2 separate regions of the Mus musculus genome follow, and region 2 is linked to region 1. Evidence: chromatin loops called from intact Hi-C (ENCODE). Cell type or tissue: left cerebral cortex. All regions are shown on one strand. Links, peaks and the distances in the headings refer to the core of each region. The heading gives the core; the rest is flanking DNA. Region 1 overlaps Cfh (complement component factor h). Region 2 overlaps Kcnt2 (potassium channel, subfamily T, member 2).

Region 1 (12,308 bases), core at 2,852-10,851:
TCTTGGATGTGATCCCCTGTCAGAGCAGCCATATTGCTGAATTAAAATTCCTCTACATAAGGTAACATGAATTGTATGGAGACATTCAACATTCAAATAGTATAAAAAGGCAGGACAGAATTATGTTAGTACTATATTATGGAGTGGAAAAATGTTTGTGTGGAGGTATTTATAGGAGTGCCTAAGCACAAATTGTAGGAACAATGAACATTTATGAACAAACCTAGGTGAGAAGGGCCTGTTCCTTTCATGACTGAGGTTTATGGTATTGCTTATCTGGTTATATGTGTTAGTTCCGTATATGAACGGATGATCAGGGGTTATGTGAATTCAAGAATGGCAGTGAAGGCAGAAAAAATAAGACATGTCTGTTGGAGGTGTGTCTAACTTGAAACATTCTGAATCATGTGCAGAATCTGAATCTTAGTTGGAATTCCTGATTCCTAAGTGAAGCCTAGATTTTCCTATAATCTCACAGATATCACAAGAAAAAACAGCCTTTCTTGAAATATAGAACTGGTGACTTCATTAACACATTAGAATATTTGAAAGTCTTTGAGTGTTTAATTTAAAGTGTGTCTCAAAATAGCAGGAGAGAGAAGACATTGTGGTCTACTGGAGTAGAGAAAGGAGCAGATTTGGGCTTAAACACATATACACAAGCTCATACACAAGAATATCTTTGCTTTGAAGTATTTGAGATCAGCAGTGAGCTAACTTAAGCAAAGTTGCAACCCAGATACAATTCAATTAAATTCAGGATTGAGATAAGAAAGAAAAATGTTCTTCTTGGTGTGAATGAATAACAAACTTTAGTCACTGTGTTCATTTTCTATTAAATATATGAACTATGAAAATTAAAATACAAAGATGAAAAATAGACACGAAAAGAAAATGAATAGTAGGATCGACACTGACCTACATATCAGAGTGAGAAAAAAATCTTTTAAATAGATAGTTTAAGCATCTTTAACGAATTCTGAGAAAAAGACAAAAAGAATTAAAGAAGTTCAAAATAAAGGGCTCTAAAATATGTTACCTTAATGTTATTAATTAATATCAGAAATAATAACCCATAGTATGATCTGAAGTCATCTGAAATTCGAAAGAAATGTATTCCATTTGGGGAGAATTGAGATAGAAATGATCAAATAGGGTCGAAAGAGAACAGTATATAAACAATAACAGAACAAATTAAGTTTTTGAGTGTGCAGAAGCAAAAATACAGGCTATATATACCTGGATGTCGAAAGTAGATGAGAGAACAGAGAGAATTCACAGCTAAAACCTCAAAGTTTTCTGAATGTGATTAAAGTTATCAACTCAAATTCAGAACGACTACATAAAATTTCTAATATTTGTTTATAAAAACAATGATTCAATTTTTTTATTTTATTTTTATTAGGTATTTATTTCATTTACATTTCCAATGCTACCCAAAAAGTCCCACACATACTCCCCCACCAACTTCCCCCACCCACCCACCCACTCCCACTTCTTGGCCCTGGCGTTCCCCTGTACTGAGACAGATAAAGTTTGCATGACCAATGGACCTCTCTTTCCACTGATGGCCGACTAGGCCATCTTCTGATACATATGCAGCTAGAGACACGAGCTCTGGGGAGTACTGGGTAGTTCATATTGTTGTTCCACCTATAGGGTTGCAGATCCCTTTAGCTCCTTGGTTGCTTTCTCTAGCTCCTCCATTGGAGGCCCTGAGATCCATCCAATAGCTGACTGTGAGCATCCACTTCTGTGTTTGCTACGGCCCCGCATAGTCTCACAAGAGACAGCTATATCTGGGTCCTATCAGCAAAATCTTGCTAGTGGGTGTTAGCGTTTGGAAGCTGATTATGGGATGGATCCCTGAATATGGCAGTCTCTAGATGGTCCATTCTTTCGTCTCAGCTCCTCCAGGCCCATCCATTTGCCTAGGAATTTCATAAATTCATTCTTTTTAATAGCTGAGTAGTACTACATTGTGCAAATGTACCACATTTTCTGTATCCATTCCTCTATTGAGGGGCATCTGGGTTCTTTCCAGCTTCTGGCTATTATAAATAAGGCTGCTATGAACATAGTGGAGTCTTACGCGCGCGTTAGCAACCGGCCAGGAAACACGCAACAAACCGGAATCTTCTGCGGCAAAAGCTTTATTGCTTACATCTTCAGGAGCAAGAGCAAGAGAGCAAGGGGAAGAATGGAAAAACCCCGTCCCTTTTAAGGAGAATTATCTTCCGCCTAGGACGTGTCACTCCCTGATTAGCTGCAGCCCATCGGCCCAGTTGTCATCACGAGAAAGGCAGAACACGTTGCGGGAAAACTGCCCCTGCACATGTGCAGATTATTTACTACTTAGAACACAGCTGTCAGCGCCATCTTATAATGGCAAATGTGAGGGTGGCTCCCCACAGTGGAGCATGTGTCCTTCTTACTGGTTAGGAACATCTTCTGGATATATGCCCAGGAGAGGTACTGCAGGATCCTCCAGTAGTACTATGTCCAGTTTTCTGAGTAACAGCCAGACTGATTTCCAGAGTGGTTATACAAGCTTGCAATCCCACCAACAATGGAGGAGTGTTCCTCTTTCTCCACATCCTCGCCAGCATCTGCTGTCACCTGAATTTTTTATCTTAGCCATTCTGACTGGTGTGTGGTGGAATCTCAGGGTTGTTTTGATTTGCATTTCCCTGATGATTAAGGATGTTGAACATTTTTTCAGGTGCTTCTCAGCCATTCAGTATTCCTCAGGTGAGAATTCTTTGTTTAGCTCTGAGCCCCATTTTTAATGGGGTTATTTGATTTTCTGGAGTCCACCTTCTTGAGTTTTTTATATATATACCGGATATCAGTCCCCTATCTGATTTAGGATAGGTAAAGATCCTTTCCCAATCTGTTGGTGGCCTTTTTGTCTTATTGACGGTGTCTTTTGCCTTGCAGAAGCTTTGCAATTTTATGAGGTCCCATTTGTCAATTTTCGATCTTACAGAACAAGCCATTGCTGTTCTATTCAGGAATTTTTCCCCTGTACCCATATCTTCGAGGCTTTTCCCTACTTTCTCCCCTATAAGTTTCACTTTCTCTGGTTTTATGTGGAGTTCCTTAATGCACTTAGATTTGACCTTAGTACAAGGAGATAGGAATGGATCAATTGGCATTCTTCTACATGATAACTGCCAGTTGTGCCAGCACCATTTGTTGAAAATGCTGTCTTTTTTCCACTGGATGGTTTTTGCTCCCTTGTCAAAGATCAAGTGAACATAGTTGTGTGGGTTCTTCTCTGGGTCTTCAATTCTATTCCATTGGTCTACTTGTCTGTCGCTATGCCAGTACCATGCAGTTTTTATCATAATTGCTCTGTAGTACAGCTTTAGGTCGGGCATGGTGATTCCACCAGAGGTTCTTTTATCCTTGAGAAGAGTTTTTGCTATCCTAGGTTTTGTTATTCCAGATGAATTTGCAGATTGCCCTTTCTAATTTGTTGAAGAATTGAGTTGGAATTTTGATGGGAATTGCATTGAATCTGTAGATTGCTTTTGGAAAGATAGACATTTTTGCTATATTGATCCTGCCAATCCATGAGCATGGGAGATCTTTCCATGTTCTGAGATCTTTAATTTCATTTCAGAGACTTGAAGTTCTTATCATACAGATCTTTCACTTCCTTAGTTAGAGTCACGCCAAGGTGTTTTATATTATTTGTGACTATTGAGAAGAGTGTTGTTTCCCTAATTTCTTTCTCAGCCTGTTTATCTTTTGTGTACAGAAAGGCCATTGACTTGTTTGAATTAATTTTATATCCAGCTATTTCACTGAAGCTATTTATCAGGCTTAGGAGTTCTCTGGTGGAATTTTTAGGGTCACTTATATATACTATCACATCATCTGCAAATAGTGATATTTTGACTTCTTCCTTTCCAATTTGTATCCCCTTGATCTTTTTTTGTTGTCTAATTGCTCTGGCTAGGACTTCGAGCACTATGTTGAATAGGTAGGGAGAAAGTGAGCAGCCTTGTCTAGTCCCTGATTTTAGTGGGATTGCTTCCAGCTTCTCACCATTTACTTTGATGTTGGCTACTGGTTTGCTGTAGATTGTTTTTATCATGGTTAGGTATGGGACTTGAATTCTTGATCTTTCCAAGACTTTTATCATGAGTGGGTGTTGGATTTTGTCAAATGCTTTCTCAGCATCTAAGGAGATGATCATGTGGTTTTTGTCTTTGAGTTTATTTATATACTGGATTACGTTCTCAGGCTGTGCTGAAAGCTATCCTTAACCTCAAGAATGTGAAAAATCCATTTTTAAAACAAGACAGTTCTTATAAAGTTTGTTTGGTTTTTATTTTACTTTAATTTTATTATTATTTGTTTTTATATGCTTGTTTGTATACAAATGAGAGAGAAAAATGGTGTATATTTGAGTGGCTTGGGAAGGAGATCTGAGAGGAGTTAGAGAAGGGGAAACCATAATCAAAATATATTTTAACAAAATTTATTTTCAATGAAGTAAATGAGATAAAAATAACTGAGAATTTTTTAAATGGCTAATATCATTAGCCATCTGGGAAATGAAAATTAAAACTACTCATCTTTTCCCAGACTGAAGAAGATCAAATAAGCAAATGGCATCAGCCTCGTGTGGAAAGTGAAGAAAGAGGAATGTTTTTTTACAGTTGGTGGGAGTGCATACTGCTACAGCCATTATGGAAATTAGAGTAAAGATTCTCCCAAAAGCCAGCAACCAGTCTACCGTAAAACATAGCTATACTACTCTTTTAAGCATACTCCCAAAGAACTCCGTATCTTGCTACTGAGATATTTGTTCATCCGTGCTCATTGTTGCTCTATTCACAACATACAGGAAATAGAAAAAACTTGGATGTCTATCGACTGAAGAATGGATAACAAAAATATGGTCTGTTTACACAATGGGGTAAGTTAGGAAGTTTGCAGATGGAGTTGGAAACAAATCATGTAGAACGAGGTACTCAAGACCTAAAAAAGATGCTTTGCATGTTTTCTTTCATTGTAGATATTTAGATAAGAACCTTCAGATTTGTATGCTTATTTTTCAATATATTAAGGATAGTATATAATATATACATACATATATATATGTATATGTGTAAAATATATTTTTTCTTTTCCATTTTTTATTAGGTATTTAGCTCATTTACATTTCCAATTCTATTAATATATTTTGTATATAATGGGAAGCAAGTACCGGTCAGACATTGTAGTTGTGCATCAGCCTGAAGCCACCCAGAACTACTAAAAGGAACACATATGTAATGGAGAGGTGTGTGCCTAAGGAGAAAAGCAGAACTGGAGATGTGACCAGGGTGACAGGTGAGAGAGAGGGCTGAGCTCAACATGCTGCCATTGTCCAGTACAGTTGGCAGGGTGGTATACAACAGCCTACGTCCTATGTAGCCTCAGACTCCCCACCCCTTGTCCCTCAACATGCCTCCCAGTTTCCAGATCCCCCTAGCTCTGGGCAATGGCAGAGGTACATGATGAGGAAAGGTTCATTTTCTGGATTGAACCTCCTTGAAGGACCACCATGCTCCACAATACCACCACAGGCCATACTGTTGCCCCAGGCCTGGAAGAAACCTGAGATTCACGAGGACATATGAGGTCTATGCTGCGGTATGATAACTTGGTGTTGGCCTCTGGCTTTGCTGCCTCAGAAGTGGGGGCATGCTGATGTGAGTGTCATGTGTAACCAACCACCTGAGACCCTGTTGAGGCTTGTGGTCCATGCATCCATCCCCTGAGGGCCATTAGTTGGTCAGTGGTAATGATATAGCTATGGGCCTTGTAGATGTCTGCTGTTGCCTGAAGCCATGTTAATGTCTGTGGGTTGGGAGAGCTGGCCCTGTCCCTCACTGGCCTACAGCACAGCAGTACAGGCATGGAGCACATGCTCGGGAGAGCTAGCTTCACACTATTTGGAAGATGTGGGAATTACAAAAATGAAACAGACAAATAGAACCTCAAAAGTACTTGTAATTATACTCTCTGAGATAATCATTCTTTTCTCCTTGGTAATGAATCTTTGTAATATCCCCTTTTTAAAAATCAGTCTAGCTGGGCAGTGGTAGCACACCTCAGCACTTGGGAGGCAGAGGCAGGCAGATCTCTGAGTTCAAGGCCAGCCTGGACTATAGAGTGAGTTCCGGGAAAGCCAAGGCTATACAAAGAACCCTGTCTCAAGGAAACAAGAAAACAAAACAAAATCAGTTCCTATAGTAAAAACAAACTGTAAGTAAAATAATAATTATCACTGGATTGGAATTTTTCCTTACTCTACAGCATGGCTTGCTTCAGCTGATGGCTTCTGACACCGATGCAGGCAGAGAAAACATAAACAAAAACAAAAAGACAAAACAACCTCTCTTGTGGGGTTGGCCACTAGGAATTTGACCATAATTCAGTGAATACACAGACAAAATAGACTTGTCTTCCCTTCCTCCCTCCCTCCCTCCCTCCCTCCCTCCCTCCCTCCCTCCCTCCCTCCCTTTTTCTTTCTTTCTTTCTTTCTTTCTTTCTTTCTTTCTTTCTTTCTTTCTTTCTTACTTTCTTTCTTCTGTGTGTGTGGAGGGGTGGGGGGCATGGGTTGTTGAGGAACCTCACAGGTAAGGGGGAGAATGTGGGAAGACCGGGAGATGAGCACAACGGGAGGCTATGATGTGAGATTCCCAAATAATTAAGCAAAAGAAAATGTTTTGGGGGAGTTTGTGTTTCTTGGTTGTATTTATTTATTTTTCATTGTCATATTTTTGTTATTTGAGGACATGGAAATTCAAATATCTACTAACTTTTCCAAGATTTCTGGAAGTGCGAGAGCCAGAAGCAGAAGATAAGTGTGCATACATCGGGGCTAGTGGTTTTGAACTAGTGCCTATGGTTTGGGCACAGGAAATAAATTGGGGGTCCTGTGCTGTGTTCTTAACTTTTACTGGAGAAAGCTTTTGCTTACATTTCTTTACAGAAAATTCCAAATATATTGGGAAGTTTGATTTTACAGTAAAAGCCAATAAAGCTAATATTCTGGTCCAACAATTTACATTTTTTCCTACACTTAGCTATGCACATAGCCTTCCATGGATCCATCCCTTTGCCTGTTTACTTATTTTTGAGACAAAATCTTTGTCAACCAGGCTGGCCTCCTTCTCATAATCCTCTTGCCTTAAACTTCCAGGTGCAGGAATTGTGACCATGGAATGTTAGTGTTATGGAATAGAATCACTTTAAATATTAAAGATTTTAAATATTTTGTGCTGCTTAATTTTGCAATAATTACCCTGATACTTAAATGATTGTATTAGTAACACCCAACATGCTTTTACATAAATGGTAGCTTCTAAAGCTTATTATATTTATAAAAATATTGTTCTAATTGCCAATTTTTTTTTTACTACTTGATTTTATGACAATTTGCTATTCTGTTCTAAGCTTTATCTTTTAAAAGCAAAAGGACACATTACTGAATATAGCTCACCTGGAATTTTCATCTATAAGATGCTATACAGCATATGAAATAAAAGGATCACTACATCTTATCGAAGAATAGAGCAACTGTTTAGGTTGAGTTTCCTTTGAGTCTTTTGAACATTATTTTGAACTAAGTTTTTGAAATTAGTTTGGTCTTCATCATTTCAGTAATTAAAGTTTCACACACTAGATGGTGCTAATACCCCACAACTGCCACAGCCAAAACCTGATTCTTCCGAAAAGGTTGCTCTCTGAAAATAAACAGTCCCTCTGTTTTCACTTGCTGTTTGTCTTTGTTTAGAATCTCACCATAATGTGTGTCAGTAACTTATGTTCTAGCTTAAATAGTTAAAAGTAACTGTGCACTGTGTTTCTGCAATAATAGTTCAGTGTGTCTTGAGATGGTGAAAAAATTTTTCACGTTCCATTGAAAATGAATTCTTGAGGTGTTCTAACTAGACAGGAACAAGTTCTGTTCATTCCTGTAGTCCATCAGTCAACATAAACGTACACCAAACACATTTGCTTGAAATAAATAGGAAGTTGTTAATGAAAGCAGAGCAGGTGCTTCTTATATAGGGAGCAGAGAAGTGCTTTCAAAAGGATAACTACATTTTCAGACAGATGATTCAGCTTAAAACTTTTAAAACGGGGGAAGCTGACTGCTTCTACGTCCAGGTGAATGAGTAAACTCAATTTTCTTCTGGTACTTAAATATTTACTCAGATTTCCACAAATAAAACCTGATCCTATGTGTTTGCAATAACGTAATTAACAGTTAGTTTTTGCTTTATAAAAACCCTACTTTGTTAATATTCTACTTTCTTGGATATAAATGCCAATTTCAAATGTTTTTCAGAAACAGAATGACTGTGTAGGTTTGATTATCTAAAAACAAGAGTTTTACTTAAACTCAAGGGAGATAACTATAATTTTGATTGAACTTTCAAGCAAACATCTGCTATTTTAATAATCATGATTACGAGGGTTTTTTTTTCTATACAGATTTTAAAGAGTTAGTACAGACACACAAACCAAATGCAATTCTTTTTCCCAATGCCAATATGTCTCAAAATTGTCTTTTGAAATGTTCTTGCTGCAATTAAATCAGCCTTGATGAATTTTCAAATATTTTTCAAAACATCAGTTGTTACTACATTCGATAGATTAAAGATGGAGATGTCATTTTTTTTCACTTGCAATATCTTTTAAAAGGATTTCGAGAAAAGAATAAGAAGTATTGTTTTAAATTAGTACTGTATTTCTTAGTAGAAAATGAAAACTACAAATTGCCCAGAAAAATAAAGTAAATGAATAAAGTGGGAGTAGCATTAATGATTGTTTCATTAAATTTCTCTTCTGCCTTCTTATTGATAAAAGTGAGTATTAAGTTTATGCATATACATATGATCCAAATAGTATTTTGTTAATTAAAATATTTAGATTAATTTATAAATACAATACTTAAATTGAAATTTTTGAACAAGGAAAATATCAGTTGCAATAAAATACTTTAAAAAAACAAACTTCAAAAATTTAAGTTTTGATTATATTTAATGAACATTGAATAAACAAATTTCTGCTTCTAAAATATACTGGAAGGATTATGAATTTTCTTTGTAAACATGGTAACCTCAAGAAAAGCCTAGATCATAATGGGCAGGTACATGGTGAAACCTTGATGAAATCGGCCTGAGCAGCTGGCATCTGTGTTTTGTGAGGAGTCAGCTTGAAATCCATTTCTGAAAGGGGCAGCACTTTAAACAACAGTCTCCTAACACCAAGGAGGTTCCAATCACACTGTTGTCTTGTTAAAAATAAACTCTTAGTATATATTGAATGTTTTCATTAGACTTGAACCGCTGCTTCAGATAGCAGTTTAGCCACAAGATGGAGTGAAGGCTGAAGGTTCAGCATCTCCAGTACTGGAGTGTATGAGAGGTATCAGTAGGATCCTGAGGATAAGGACTAAAACAAGGGAAAAATGTCTCTTTCCTAACCTTCCCTCTAATTCTTGTGAAAGTTAAGCCAAGGTAAGTTGTAGGTGTGGAGCTGAGCCCCACAGCTTTATAGAAGCTCTAGTTCTTTGTGTAGATCTGAAGTTTTACCATGAACATCCTCTTTGGCTTCATCTGACTAACTTCTCTGCAGCATTCAAAGCCTACCTACTTGAGGCTCCATGCTTGTCTTCTCAGCATGCTGGAGAGGGAAGATTGTAAACTGAGAGCTTATCTCTGACTTGTCTCAGAGAAGCAACATAGAACTAAATCAGCAAAATATCTCTATTCAGTTACCCTCACCCCTCCCACTCCTGACCCATTCTCCCATCCCAATTATTTATTTCATGTTATTTTTAAATTAATATATGAAGTATTACATCACATTATATTATACTATGGATTTTTTTCTTCCAAAACTGTTTTTCTTTGTAGACATGACTATCCTCGAATTCACTTTGTACATCAGGCTGGCCTTGAACTTAGAGAACTGTCTGTCTTTGCTTCCTTCACACGGGGATTAAAGGTGTGTCCAACACACCCAGCTCTCCCGTTTTTTTTTTTTAATGACTTTTAAAAACAGTTTTGTTTGATTCTCTTCACCCTTCTTTTTTCCTATCTCCCTCCCTGCCTTGTGCCATCCACATGTGCTTTCCATGGCCTCCTTCCTCCACAGTTCTTTTTCCAGTTCTATTTCCATGTCTTCTATCCACAAGTCACACATAGATATACATATATATCATATTAAACAGAGAAATATAAAGTATATGCATTAAAAGCTAGAATTTAATATGAATGAGAACATAAAGTGTTTGTCTCTCTGAGTCTGGAGTCATCCATTTTTCCTATTGGTTTCATAATTCCTTTTTTTTTTTTTTGTTTTTTTGTAGCTGAACAAAATTCCATTTTGTGTATTCAGGACATCTTTCCAACTTCAGTGTCCTGCTTTAGGAACTTTTTAAAATCTCAATCACAATAGTTTATGAGATGAGCTACAGTATGTAACTATTTAAATACAGTGTTCATTATTTTCCTCTCCACTAAATGACAACTTTTGGAAAGTATTATTATGCTGCCTAGTACTTAGAAGTTATTCCAAAGTGATCATGAATAAAAGCAAATGCAAAGAGAACTGCAGAGATATTTCCACAATAGACATCCATGTAGCCAATAAGGCCAGATGCAGCTGACAGTGGCAAATATGAAACTTAAAAGACAAGACTTGGAAAAAGTAACAAAGAGGAGGAGAAAGAAGAGGAAGAAGAGGAGGAGGAGGGAGTCACAAGAGAACTATTCATTGTCTGGTGAACTTGTGTGCCTGTTGCATGCACTAAAAATTATAGAGTTTGCAGATCGGTCTATGTTGTGATTTTTGAAGTCAGGAATCACTTGAATTTACCTCAAAGTACAAAAAATCCCTCGGAAACTTTGAAGCGGTGTTTCTATAATCATCTTCTATCTATTGCATTTCCAGTTTACACCCTTTGTGAGAAACTAGGCTTTCTAAGTTAAAATGTCAAAACAAAAATGTTCTGTCAAATCCATGTGTTCTTTTTATTATTTCATGGTAGGAATTTTTTTTTCTGTTTAGTTACTTGACTTTATCTGAACCAGATTTTTTTTATTCTAATTTTAAACCAAAATGTAGCAATTTTTTTCCCAATAAAGTTAACATCAACTCAGCACCTGAGAACTTACTGGACAGCATCTCCTTAAATGGTGAGAAGTAGAGGGTGTGTGTGCGTGTGTGTGTGTGTGTGTGTGTGTGTGTGTGTGTGTGTGCGTGAGAGAGAGAGAGAGAGAGAGAGAGAGAGAGAGAGAGAGAGAGAGAGAGAGAGAAGAGTAACAATCAGATTCAGCAAATAAAAAAGGGATTAATTTGGAAGGGGAGCAAGGGTTCAAAATTGATCAATCTAAGGACAAAGATGAAGACTATTTACTCTGTGGCAGTTTCTACTTTAGCATAATTCTGGTTTGTACTATTTAAATGTTGTAGTTTTAAACTCCATCCTGGTAAAGGGCATGCACATTCCTAGAATAGAACTGTGCTGAAGATAAGCAAGGCTTGCTTTCACAGTCCACCTTCTACCCCGCCTGTGAGCAACTTCTCCACCCTTTGTCACCAACTATAGTATTCCATCCCAGAATGCTTCCTGTTTCAGAATGACTTTGCTCTATTTTGTCCCTTACCATTGTCCAGTTCTATCCTCTATCAATGAAATTTCACAGTAAATTACACATAATAGCACGAAATTTAACTATATTGTTCCTTCTACATATATTACAGATTGGTTGAATTTGTGGTACTATAAAAATGTTAAATATTTTAAGAGTTGCATGAAAGAAGATACTGAAGACAATCAGTACAACGCCAAGTAACATGATTTAGGGAAATTAATTCTATCCTGAAAACATGTGTTATAAAGATAGAAGTTAATTGTTCTGCTAAAATTAAAATCTAATTTGCATAAGAAACTAGTATTACCTAATTATCTAGTTTACATAATGATCTATAACACTCATGTGTATGTACTAGGGTGAACTTAAGCAAATGTGACAAAAGGTGGCATAACTGGACCTCTGACCTCTGGGGTCTGGGAGACTACTACTGAGAAGCTTAATAAATATGCTAGACTGTATGAAGAACCTTATCAAACAGGGTGCATGATTTTCTGATCTTATCTCTTTAGACTGTCCTCAAAATTCTTAACTCAAGCCTCAAGGAAGAATTTCCTTGTTGTTGTCTCTATCACATACCTGATTACTCAATCTAGCCACTTTCCTTAGAGAAATATGGGGGTCTGTCTATTC
Region 2 (12,308 bases), core at 2,279-10,278, 210 kb after region 1:
GACCTTATGAGACAATAGAGAGAACCCATCTCTTTAACCTTAGCTTTCATTCACGGGCAGGTCAAATTCTAGCCAAAGCTGTCACTGGAATAGCTGCACTAACATTACAGGCAAGAATTAAAGGCGGACATAGATGAGGACATTCGGCACCTAGACAAATCCATCTTTCATTTGGAGTGCAATGTCGACTCCCTTGCTGAAGAAGAGTTACAGAATAGGCGAGAATTGGACTTAATCTTCCTACAACAGGGAGGACTATGTACCACTTTACATGAAAAGTGTTCTTTTCTATGCAAACCATTCTGAAATTATTAAAAAATCATTGGCTAAATTTAGGGAAAGTATAGGCCGACACCAGATGGAATGGGAAGATTCCAAAAGTTGGTACCACTTACTATTTCATTCCTCCCCTGGGGTTAACAACTCATATTTCCACTCTAATGGGACCCTTAGTTATTCTTTTGCTTCTCCTTATCTTTGAACCATGCATTATAAACAAACTTTCACAAAATATAAAACAGAGATTGGGAACTATTCAGTTGATGGCGATGAGGTCACATTACCAACAAATAAGGAGAAACCAGATTCCAAAGAACCCAAGATTGGCCTCTAAAGCCACGAGTACAAGGGGAGAATGAAGAGGCCAAAGTAGTAGAATAGTTTCATCTTACTCTCTTAACTCCATTTTAAGTTACTTGTCCTCAGAGTGACATGACCCCTAACTCTGGGCTCTGGGAAAGGGATCACAAAGTGTTCTCAGCAGTTGGAAATAGACATAACAACTGTGGCCAGTTCACAATAACAGGATAGACTGGTCACAATAACAGGATGAGTTAAGAAAACAGGAGTCCATCCCAGATCAAGATGTCCCTTTTAGATGTGTGGTCTCTCCTTGTGGTTTGCATCAATCAGTGTAAAGGCCAACATTGCTTTACTGACTTACCCAATCGTGTAACACCAATGCTTGAAAGCCCCTACCTGTAACTTCTTCATTATATAAACCCTAAGTCCCTAGACCTGGGTATCACTTTCTTAACCTGTTGCATCAGGAAGGTTTGTGACCTGAGTCTAAACTCAAATAAAGACTCTCGTGTGTTTGCATTGGAACTCTGGTCCCTGGTGGTCTTTTGGGGGTTTCCAGATCTGGGCATAAAAGAGGTTTATACGCAACACCTGAGGTTCATACTGTAGTTTGCTCAGTTCAAGTAATAATAATCCTGATATCAATAGCTACTCCCTGTAGAACACATAACCTCTTTCCTCTTTCTTGAGCTGGTCATTGCATGCCTACTGTTTTTCTTAGCAGACTTCTGTGTCTGACCATCTTTCACATGCTGCTTCTCCACTGCTATCTAAATCTTGCCTTCACGTCACACTAACCTCTCATGTACTCTTTGCAAGTACACCATTCCTACAGTGAGTTTCCTGGTCTCAGTATCTATTGAAAATCAGAGTCTGAGAGTATGTGACCCCTCAGCCTGGCATCTTACATGTTTGCAAAGCCAGTACTACTTGATGAGGTTGCCAATTTGTGCCTTTTCCAAGCTGGGGAAACAGCTGCTTTGTGTGCTGACCCTGGAGAGAGCCTCTGGTTGCTCTCTGCGGTGCTAATCTGCTTAACAATTACAGCTGCTTTTTAGCAGCCTGGACTTCAACTTTAAGTTCAGTTCTTTCACCCTTAAATGACACATTTTAAAACAACAACAACAAAAAAAAAATGAAAAAAAAAAAAACCTTTCTGTTCCAGTTCATGCACTTCAAAATAACCTACACAAGAACAGTCAATATTACTACAGTGTCCCTGTCTGTATTTTATTATGTCTTACACTTTCCTGTACTAAACATATTGGTCTATTGATTTAAAATTCAGACTCATTAAGGTATCAGGGCATAAGCAACTGGCTTCTAGATTTGCCTTCAGAATATCATACCAATGGCCTCCAGCTCTGTTCTCTATATAGTTCTTTTTCCCCTGTGAAATCTTGTAAGTTGGAGCCTGTGTTCTTCAACACTGCCACCAGAAAAGCTCATTAAGTTCTGCTTAAAACATTTAGAAGTTCTCTGGCCCAGAATTGAAGGCTGTCACACATTAGTTTGTAAATTAATACAAAGCCATTAGATATACATTATCTGATTTATCAAATTAACAACCCAACTGTTTTGTGTTTGTTTGTTTGTTTTTTTGTTACTGTAATCAAACACCTAATACAAAAGAGATTAATGAAGAAAGGGCTTATTTGGTTTATAGTTTATAGTTCTAGAAGCTATTCCATCAAGGTGTGGAAGGTCTGGCCAGCATTACATGATTTGTAACATTGTTTTTGTAGTCAGTAAGCAGGGAGTGAACAGGAAATGGGATTAAGCTATCTTAAGTCTAAAGGTCCCAAGTGATTGATTTTTTTCAGCAAGGATCCATATTCTATGGATTCCACTACAGGGCTAGATCAGTGGGGGAAGACATCTACTACCAATCTTGACCACTTGAGTTCTATCCGTGTTGACTGAAGGAAAGACTGAATTCCTGCGAGTTGTTGTCCAACTTTCATACAAGAACCATGATACATATGCACATGCACTCAGAGAGGAGACATAGTATTCATATGTGCACACACATGTACACATACACCCTTAACACACACACACACACACACACACACACACACACACACACACACACAAAAGCTATACATTTTAAATAAAAGGATATATTTTTCACAACTTTGGAGATTTGTGTACCAGCTAGAGACCAAATGTTGAAACACATGAAGTCTCCACAGCAGACGTACTGAATACTAAGACTTTAACGAGCATTGGATTGAATTTCTCTGATATTGTCTTTATCTTAAAAGAAGGTAATTTAGTTGCAATCTTCCTGTGGAAATATTCACACACACATACACACACACACATACATACATATGACATGCATGGTATTGTATCTTTTGTGTGTAGTGTTTAGTAATATTGATCGCATTTCTTGGAAATTACACTTGTTAGCATTAGCACTTGTTTTTCACTCAAATGACCTTTAAGCAGACATTATGTCAGAAGCTTTGGCTAAAGACTTGTTAGAATAACATTTGAGCATTTGCAGCAGATGAAAGTTTCAAAGTACTTATCTGAAGTAAGTCCACATTTCTTAGGAAAGCACAGGGCCAATGGTAGCAATGGGTGGGTAAACATGTCCTGTGGAACAGCGCCTGCTGTCTTCCCTGACCCGAAGAATACCCATTTGACTGAATAAATTGCTAATGAAAAAAACTGCTCCCAGAATCAAATAAATTTTGGGGCATGACTATGTAATTAGCTGTTGGAAAAAATAACCTCTCAATGTCAGGAACTCTCAGTCAGTAACAGCCCATTTACAATGCTAGTTTAGGCTCCCCAGGCCACTGCAGTATGGTAGCTTGCTTTTTCAGCTTGCAGTGGATGGTGAAGTTCCTACTGTTTTTCTGATCATTGGCTCCTCTGCTCCAGGATTCTAAAGAATGAGAGGTGAAATTCTGACCAATAAACATAGGTATTTGTTTTCATAACAGACTTGGGCAGTCTTGTTTAATGCACCACAGAAAGCTACAATGACGACCTGAGGTCATTTTCTTAAGGACATTAATTTTCTCGTACTTCCACAAATATAATATGAATGAGACTGAATTCTTAAAATTTTGAGATTAACAGAAAATTGTGAGAAAAATATTGAAGAATCCAAAATATGCCTTATGAACTTAATATTTTAATTATTTCTATATTTTAATAACTTTTTTATTTAAAATTGTCACATACTGTGAAGTGGATAAATTGCTTTGCTATTAAATATTTCATTTTAAAAATATTTAATCAATATTCCTAAAGTGTTATTTAGAGACATCAATTTTGAACTATTATTATATTGCACATTTTATTTTAATAGTAGTAAATATAATTATTTTATTTAACAAATACAAATTTACAATAAATATAAGCATATGGAACTACTAGTGTCCATTTCAGTTGATTTAAAATGATTAAATTCTGATGTTTTTCAGTAACTGCTTATTTTATGAATGTATATAGACATGAATAGTAATAACATACTTTGGTATATTGATTTGTTTTTCAAGTTATCTTATATTGTCTGAGGAGTACTACATGTGTCTGTTCAACATATACATCTTAATTCATATTTATTTTAAAATTAGTACTACTGAAAAACTACTAATATTTGTTAAAGGAAATGTTTTCCTTTCCTATATTACAGACTCCTCTAATTCTCGTAATTGTCTATTAGTGAGTTTTAATTTTACTTCCAGTTACCATTTACTGCTTCCTTCATTGATAAATATTTTTTCTGAAACTCTGCATTTGTTTTGTCTGTGAGAAGTCATTAACATTGAAAGAGGTGTTTATCTGGGTTTTTTTTTTTTGGGGGGGTGTTTGTCTGGTTGGTTTGTTTTGTTTCTGTTTTTGTCTTTGAGATGGACTTTGGCTATACAGCCCAACCTGAGTTTGAACTCACAATTTCCCTTTCTTAGGCTCTTGCATACTAAGGCCTGCACCATCATACAGTGTGTGATGTGCCTGGGATTTATAACTGCAACATGTATTCTGCTTTCTGCAAACCAAGTGAGCTGAATCTTAGCACTTTATGGTTCTTTCCATTTTCTATCTTTGTAATATGAATTGTACCATAAATTATGTCTAGATCCATATAAAATGATAAGATACTGCTAAGTTCATTTAAACATATAAATTATGTATAGTGGATACTTGACAATTAATCTCAAGTGTATTTAGTATTTATCAAGATTTATAATATGCTTCTCTTTTATTCTAGAATGATCTCCATAGAGCCATTCAGCGTACACAGTCTGCAATGTTTAATCAAGTTTTGATTTTGATATCTACTTTACTATGCCTTATCTTCACTTGGTAAGACCATATATAACTTCCCTCTTATTTTTTATATTTTTAAATTTTTTTATGGGGAACTGTATTATAAATCAATTTCATCAATATTTGGCTATTATAAATTAAGCTTTACTGTAATACATAAAAAGTTCATCTACAGAATTAAAATGAAGTTTTTTTCTTAGTTTTACAGACAAAACAAGAAAGCACATGTATCATGTGACTTTGGGATTTACTGAAACTTTGACATTTTCTCAAAGGTAAACAGCTAAGTCACAAGGATTTGGCCCATATGGCATGGTTGTCAAACACCTATTTTTCCTTCAAATCATTGACATACAGGCAGCCTCCTCCCTCTGTTTTCTTTAGAGCAGAAACATTCTTGAAGATACCCTTTATACCTATCACTCGCCACATACACCTCTGTGTCTGCACATTGTTTTACTGTGACCTGCTGGGATGCATTATTAGAGAAAGATCCTTTTAATGGATTAAAAGGGAGAGCTAAAGAGAGAAATTCTTAATACTGTATGGGAGCATTACCTGTCCCTATGGGAGCATTACCTGTCAATCAAAAGCTGACGGCCTATTAGCTGAGGCAGGAAATAGAAGCATCACATAGAGAGACAAATAAAATTCTGATAAAGACTGAAGAGTAGGAGATCCACCCTGAACTCTAAGGTAACTGAACACATGAAACCAAGAAGAGGTAACCAACCATATGACTAGAATATACACAGAAGGCAGACATAGGCTAGAATGAACAAGTTACGTAAGGTACAGGCTAGTCAGGAAATGAGCCAAAGCTCATGGCCTAGGTTTTTATTCATAAATAATTAAGTCTCAGAGTTATATATTTGGGAACAAAGAAGCAGAGTGAAAAAGCCCGTGGTTACAAAGCAGTGGCAAGACTCTTGGCTTTGAACTCTGAGGCCTGGCACTTTGGGTTATTATGACTTGAATTTATTTTCTCTTTTGGAAGTCATGCTTAATATTGCAGAATGTTCCAATGTGAAATGGAGTTAGGCTCAGTCTAAACATACACAGCTACATCTGCTAGATACAAACATTCCTATAGATGTGTGTATGCAGACATGGGTATAATGTGAGTTTGTGTGTGTGTGTGTGTGTGTGTGTGTGTGTGTGTGTGTGTGTGTGTATGTGTGTGTGAGAAAGAGAGAGGGGGAGGGGAGGGGAGGCGAAGGTAGAGAGGGAGAGGGGGAGAAAGGGAGAGAGGGAGAGAGCTAATGAGCTATTTTGAATTAATAGTATGTGGTTAATAATAAGTTGATCTTGAATATGTTTATTTTCGACTTTTATGCTCTGAAAACTCTTATTAAACTAAGAGATTCCCGAAGCAATGCCACGAAGAACTCTTAATTGAAAGAATAATCACATTATTTTAATAATAATTTTTACCTTAATGAATTTATGAAATTAAAATCTCTATGGGGAAAGAGTAATTTTTCTGAGGTTGGATAATTTCTTAAGGAAAAAAATCAGTAATTGCTAGGTACAATATAATATGAATTTGGTAAAGACATATTGTGTCTAGGGATTGTAGCTCAGTTTTACAATCGTTGATGACTACTCAATGCAGGAAAAAATAAATATGTAATTTTGGGTTATGTAGAAGTATATCTATTGTTAATGAACATCTTTTCGTGTTATAATCCCTCTTTGAATACTAAGGCCAGAAATTCATAGTGCTTTTCTTATCTGATCCATGAAACTATAATGAAAACATTTTGATGGTGGTGGGATGGCTCAAGGCTTAGGGAAGCTGCTGTAACAGCACCTCCTTCCCACCAACTTGGTAGCTCAAAAACATTAGTAACTATATTTCCATGGAATCCAGCACCTGCTTCTGGCCTTCAGCAACACCATTCACGCATGATCTATATACACATATGAAGTCAAAACTAGTATACATTATTTACTTAATTGTGTGTGTGTGTGTGTGTGTGTGTGTGTGTGTGTGTGTGTCTAACTTAATACATTCTTTGTAATTCAAACCTAGAAGATTCAGGAATATATTTTGTTGCATTGGCTGTATTCTTAAAAACAAAACAAAACAAAACAAAACTCACAATCCTGAGATTACCTGTTTTAGAAAGCTGCTATCTAGCTCTAAAACACATGTAGGCCTCACAATTACTAACATTACAAAGCACGATTATTAAGCATCTGCCTATGAGGGACGCAAGCTCAGTGCCAAACTGAAATAGGCATTAAGCTGCTGACCCATTCTTTCCAGAAAATGTGCTGAAGTGTTTTTCCCATCATTGTAATGGAATTGGACTCATCTGTCCACATGCTGGCTCCCTACCCCTCTTCAATCAGTGATGCTCGCTGTGGAGACAGCTGGCCATTGCAATTCATCCTGCATCTTGGTAACAAAGCAATTGTAACTGATACATCCGGGAATCAACTGCATGACTTTAGCTCAATTATCAATATATTCTAACCAGTAATAAGTACTATAATTGATAATACTTTTGCTGTTTCTAATTTTACATTTATGGAATTATTTTTTCAAGTTCTTTGCCAAAAACTTTAGTTTTTTGTTTTTGTTTTGTTTTTTCTTTTTTTGTTTTTTAATTCATATGCATAGTTTCACATTCTTATTCCATAGAGCTGTAACACAAAGATTTGCACAAATGGATATTTTTTTCTGGTTGTAGTCCAATGTAAAAATTTCAATCTACTCTCTAAGTCTTTGTCAGTAAGAAAAAGATCCATTTATTTCTGTGCTCTGGCCTTAATTGTAGTTTACACATTTAGTTCAATAGCATTTGGCCCTTTCTTCTTCATGTATTAATGAATGTTGGAGAGATGTTGCTCTTAAGTTGTTGGGTTCTGCTCGTCTGGTTGGGAAATTGTCACTTGGGATTTGAGAAGGCAAATTTGGACTTGAACAATAATTAATTAAGTTCTGATATAGCCTCACGGAATCTCCAAAGAATTATGAGTATGGAAATAGAAAGCTAAAAAAAAAAAGGCAGAAATGAAAATTCTCCTAAGTGTGATGTTTGAGCTTTTGTTTCATGTAGAATTACAGACTTGATGAGTAAAGTATGATTCTAAATGATATTTAGATATCTGTCATGTAATATTGCAGTATTTTATTTTAAATAAGTAATAAGTAGTTAGATATCTTAAATTCAGCAGAGTTTTAAAAACTGTCGTATTTTTCAGAATATCTGTGACACTTGGAACACTGCTGTGCAAGGAGGAAGCCCACAGAGCAGGTCCCACTTGGGTTCTCTGTGTCCTATATCCAAAGTATATTGTATTAATGAGCAACAGCATCTTTATGTTTAATTCTAAAGGGCAATTTAGCAGTAACAATAGCCTTTTTGATGAGGGAGCCTCTACAGGCTGCCTCAACAAACAACTCAAGGAACAGTGTTCTGCCCTCAGCACTGAGAATTCGGTTGAAAGCCACTTCAGCTCTACTATATAGCCATCACTTTTCAGTTTGTTCATGAAATGATAGTTTTCTATATGGGTTTTATGTGTATCCTTAATTGTGGTTGGCCATTCGTCCATACTTTAAATTTCTCCTATGCTATATCTTCATCTACCATTTAAACTCCCCCCTCATATTATTACAGTATTGCCTTCTTTCTCTACACATTAGAACACTTTTCTTTAGTTTGAGATCATTTTTGAACTCTTCCAACTAGTTTCATTGCGTATAGGTATAAGTATAGGTATAGGTATAGGTATAGGTATAGGTATAGGTATAGGTATAGGTATAGGTATACCTATGTGTGTGTGTATTTTTTGTATATATATATATATATATATATATATATATATATATATATGTGTGTGTGTGTGTGTGTGTGTGTGTGTGTGTGTGTGTGTGTGTATATGTATGCTCTATAAGATTTTATCTTTATGATACACATACAAGAAAGAAAATATGGAGTATAGTATTTGTCCTTACAGACCTGGGTCACCTTACTCACATACTTCCCCAGTTTACTATGCTTTCCTACGAATTTCATTTTTGTTAATGATAGAAAGAACATTGTTGCATGAATGTCCTACAGTTTATTATCCATCTGTTGATGATGAACACCTCATCTGATTTCATTTCTTTGATCTTATGAACAAAGCAGTGCTAAATCCAAATAAAATTTCTATGTCAGGATGTGAAGCCCATTGGCTGTATTTCCAGAAATGATACATGTAGGTCATATAGCAATTCTAATGCTTTCCACCATTTCTGCAATGTCTTTACATCTACCAACCATGCACAAGATTTTTCCTTCCCCATATCCTTACCAGCATTTAATGTTATTTGTTTTCTTGATATCTTACTTGGGCAAAATGGAATTTTACAGTGCCTTTAATTTGCATTTCCAAGGGACTAATGATATCCAACACTTAAAATGGTTATTATTAGCCCTTACAATTTCTCCTTTTGAGAATCACTGTATAATTTCATCTTTCTTTCTTTCTTTTTTTTTTTGATTGTGTATTTGTTGTATTGATGTTTAACTTTTAAATCCCATATGAAATTTAGGTATTAATTTTCTATCAGTTGTATAGCTGGGCTTCCTACTTGACAGATCATTTCCTTTATGGTACGAACTTTTTCAAATATTCAATGAGTTCCCATCTGTCAGATATTGGTCACATTTTCTAAGCATTCATTGCCCAGTTAGGAAATCCTCAGCTATGCCTATATGTTTCAGTATGTTTGAGTGTACCAACCTGCATTTTCCTTTATCAATGTAAGAGTTTTGGTTTTATACTGAAATCTTAATGCATGTGCAATTGGCTTTTGGGAGGGAGTCTTGGGGTGGGCAGAGTGAGAGTTGTAGTTTCACACTTCCGTATTAGGTGTTCAGTATTCACATGACCATTTCTTTAAACAATTTTTTTAAGTGTAAATTTGGCATGTCTGTAGTCACAAACTTATTTCTTGGTCTTCTGTTCCATTCCATTGATCTATGTGTCTGATTTTGTGCTGGTACTGGGTTGTTTAATTGATTCTTTCTTTGTTCTGTAGTATAATTTAAAGTCAGTTCAGAATTCTTTTGTCTGTGCAATGTCTTTTGTGCTTTTATATGCACTGTAAGATTTTTTTTTCTATTTCTTGATGAATACTATGAAAAGTATATAGAGTTTTATTGTGATTGAATTCGAAATGTAGATTTTTGAGGCCTTTTTGTTTTTATCTTTTGAAGTTTTTTTTTTTTTAAATTTGGTAAGGGATATTTATTTTTATTTTTTAGTATGTATGTATGTATGTATGTATGTATGTATGCATGCATGTATGTATGCATGTTTCTATTTTTTAGAGAGGGTCTTACTATGTAGCTCTGTCCTGGTACTCCATAACTCTACCTACCTTTGCCTCTTGAGTATTGGGATAAGCGTTGTCTTCTCCCACCAGCAGCTTTTAGGTTGCTTCTAATCATTCTCTTTACAGTTTTACTCTACCAGTTCACAAGCCTAGGAAGTCTGTCTGTCCTCTAGTGTCTTTTCCTTTCTGCATTCAGAACTTTAAAATTTCCCTTTTATAAATCTTTTAGTTTCTTGGATAAATAATAGTGTGCAGGTTCTCTTGTAAAATATTTCTGAAATTTTCATGAATAATTAGAGATGTCCAAATACTTGAGAATAACATATTTATTTTTTATATTTTTGCTACATATTTAGTATATAAGAATAATGACTCAATTTTACCCTTTAGTGACATAATGCCTAGCATCTGTTAAAAGACTTGGAAAATCTTAGATGCTTAATAAGTATGTATTGAAGAAAGGTAGTGGAATTTTCAAGTAACAGTATCCTTTCTGATTAGAGATTCTTAAATGTATTGAGAGCATTTCAACAATTTATTTTGAAAATTTATACCAAATCCCTCTATTCACAGTAAACTTCTATGCAACTCATGGGAGTGAATCTACAGCCCCAACTTTCCAGCCCAGAAGCTTTGCTTCTGAGAAAGGGATTTAACCAAGTAGTATAACTTAACAGCTTCCAAGCAATTCTTAAGTTTTTCACACCTTGTAAAATGATATACCAGATAAACCACATTTGTCTGTTACTTGTTTTGTTCATATAATTTCAAATTTTTCAGCTTGGAATTTTTCCCATTCTTTGAATTTGTGGCAGAACACCATTATGAAATTACTGAATCTTACAACTCCTTTTTTAAAGCTGAAAACCAAACTGGTTAAGCTCTAAAAGTGTGGCCATATTTCATCATATTCTCTTCATATAATTATGTAGAAGTTTAGCTTTTCATTCATATGATCCCTTTATTAATTATTATAGTAGTAGTGGTGGTGGTAGTAGTATTAGTATTTAATGTTCTGTTTTGTTTTTTACAATTTAGACATCTCCCTCCCAGTCCATCCTCCAACAGTTCCTCATCCCATTTCATCTATGTCCCACAACATCCCAACAGACCTCCCCATTCCCTGGAACCTCAAGTCTTTTGAGGGTTTGGTGCATCCCTCTGCTGTATATGTGTCAGAGGCCTCATATCAGCTGGTGTATGCTGCCTGGTTGGTGGCTCAGTATCTGAGATATCGCGTGTTCCAGGTTAGTTAAGACTGCTGATCTTCCTATGGGGTCACCCTCCTTCTCAGCTTCTTCTAGCCTTTCCCTAGTTCAACCACAGGAGTCCCCAGCTTCTGTCCATTGGTTGGGTTTAACTATCTGTATCTGACTCTTTCAACTGCTTGTTGGGCCACTCAGAGGGCAGCCATGCCAGGCTCATATCTGTAAGCACACCATAGTAATAGTGTCAGGCCTCATCGCCTCCCCTTGAACTGGTATGATTCTTTGTTTGTTTGGGTTTTGTTTTTTTGTTTTTTGTTTTTTGTTTTTTGTTTTTTTGTAGTTTTTCAAGACAGGGTTTCTTTGTATAGCCCTGGCTGTCCTGGAGAGCTGGCATGATTCTTTAGAAATTTCTATTACTCCCTTCTGGTATAAAATTTGAGTCCCTCTAAACCTCTACTTGTCATAAATATAATGAAATAAAGCAAAACATGTTCATCATTAACAGGTAGCATAGAGCAATGCTACCTGATTGCTGATGAGCTGGTAAACAGCAGGATTTATTATCTCTTGATTTGGAGGTCACCTATGGTATAACTAACTAAACTTTTGCATAGATATTGTATCAAAGAGAGGGAGCAATTTCTTTCAGCAACGGAAATAGGCTTTGTTGTATTTTTTAAGTCCCCATAAAAATGTAAAGTTCTAACATCTCAAATTACCTTATGTTCCACAGGAATATTAGGTGTTAGCGGATACTCTGCAGGAAATGAAAAATGATTACTTGAAACCATTTAATTGGCTTTCACTCAACAAATACCAAAGTGCAATTTGTGGCCTGATTTGAATGCTAATGCCTGAATTACAGGCATGGAATCAAAGTGCTAGATGCT

What was found. Peaks named below come from ENCODE experiments on the same cell type or tissue, not always from the same donor. Only the 100,000 strongest peaks of a DNase experiment are listed, where the experiment ranks them.
Region 2: it touches region 1 in a loop (2.7-fold over the local background); 2 of 42 quality-filtered maps call a loop at or near these places.

What each region holds. Positions count from the first base shown.
Region 1 is chr1:140,164,042-140,176,349 of GRCm38, forward strand. All of the region lies in intron 1 of Cfh (complement component factor h), which reads right to left. Among named protein-coding and RNA genes, the nearest start is that of Cfh, 13 kb to the right of the region's middle. In left cerebral cortex, for the core only: CTCF peaks have their summits at 7,689 and 9,383 (motif pointing right); DNase peaks (open chromatin) are centred at 7,793 and 9,381; H3K4me3 peaks cover 514 bases.
Region 2 is chr1:140,378,188-140,390,495 of GRCm38, forward strand. It overlaps Kcnt2 (potassium channel, subfamily T, member 2), which reads left to right. Exons shown (of 28, transcript NM_001081027.3): 8 at 4,814-4,908. Among named protein-coding and RNA genes, the nearest start is that of Kcnt2, 140 kb to the left of the region's middle. In left cerebral cortex, for the core only: no CTCF peak of the experiment used is centred there; a DNase peak (open chromatin) is centred at 7,195.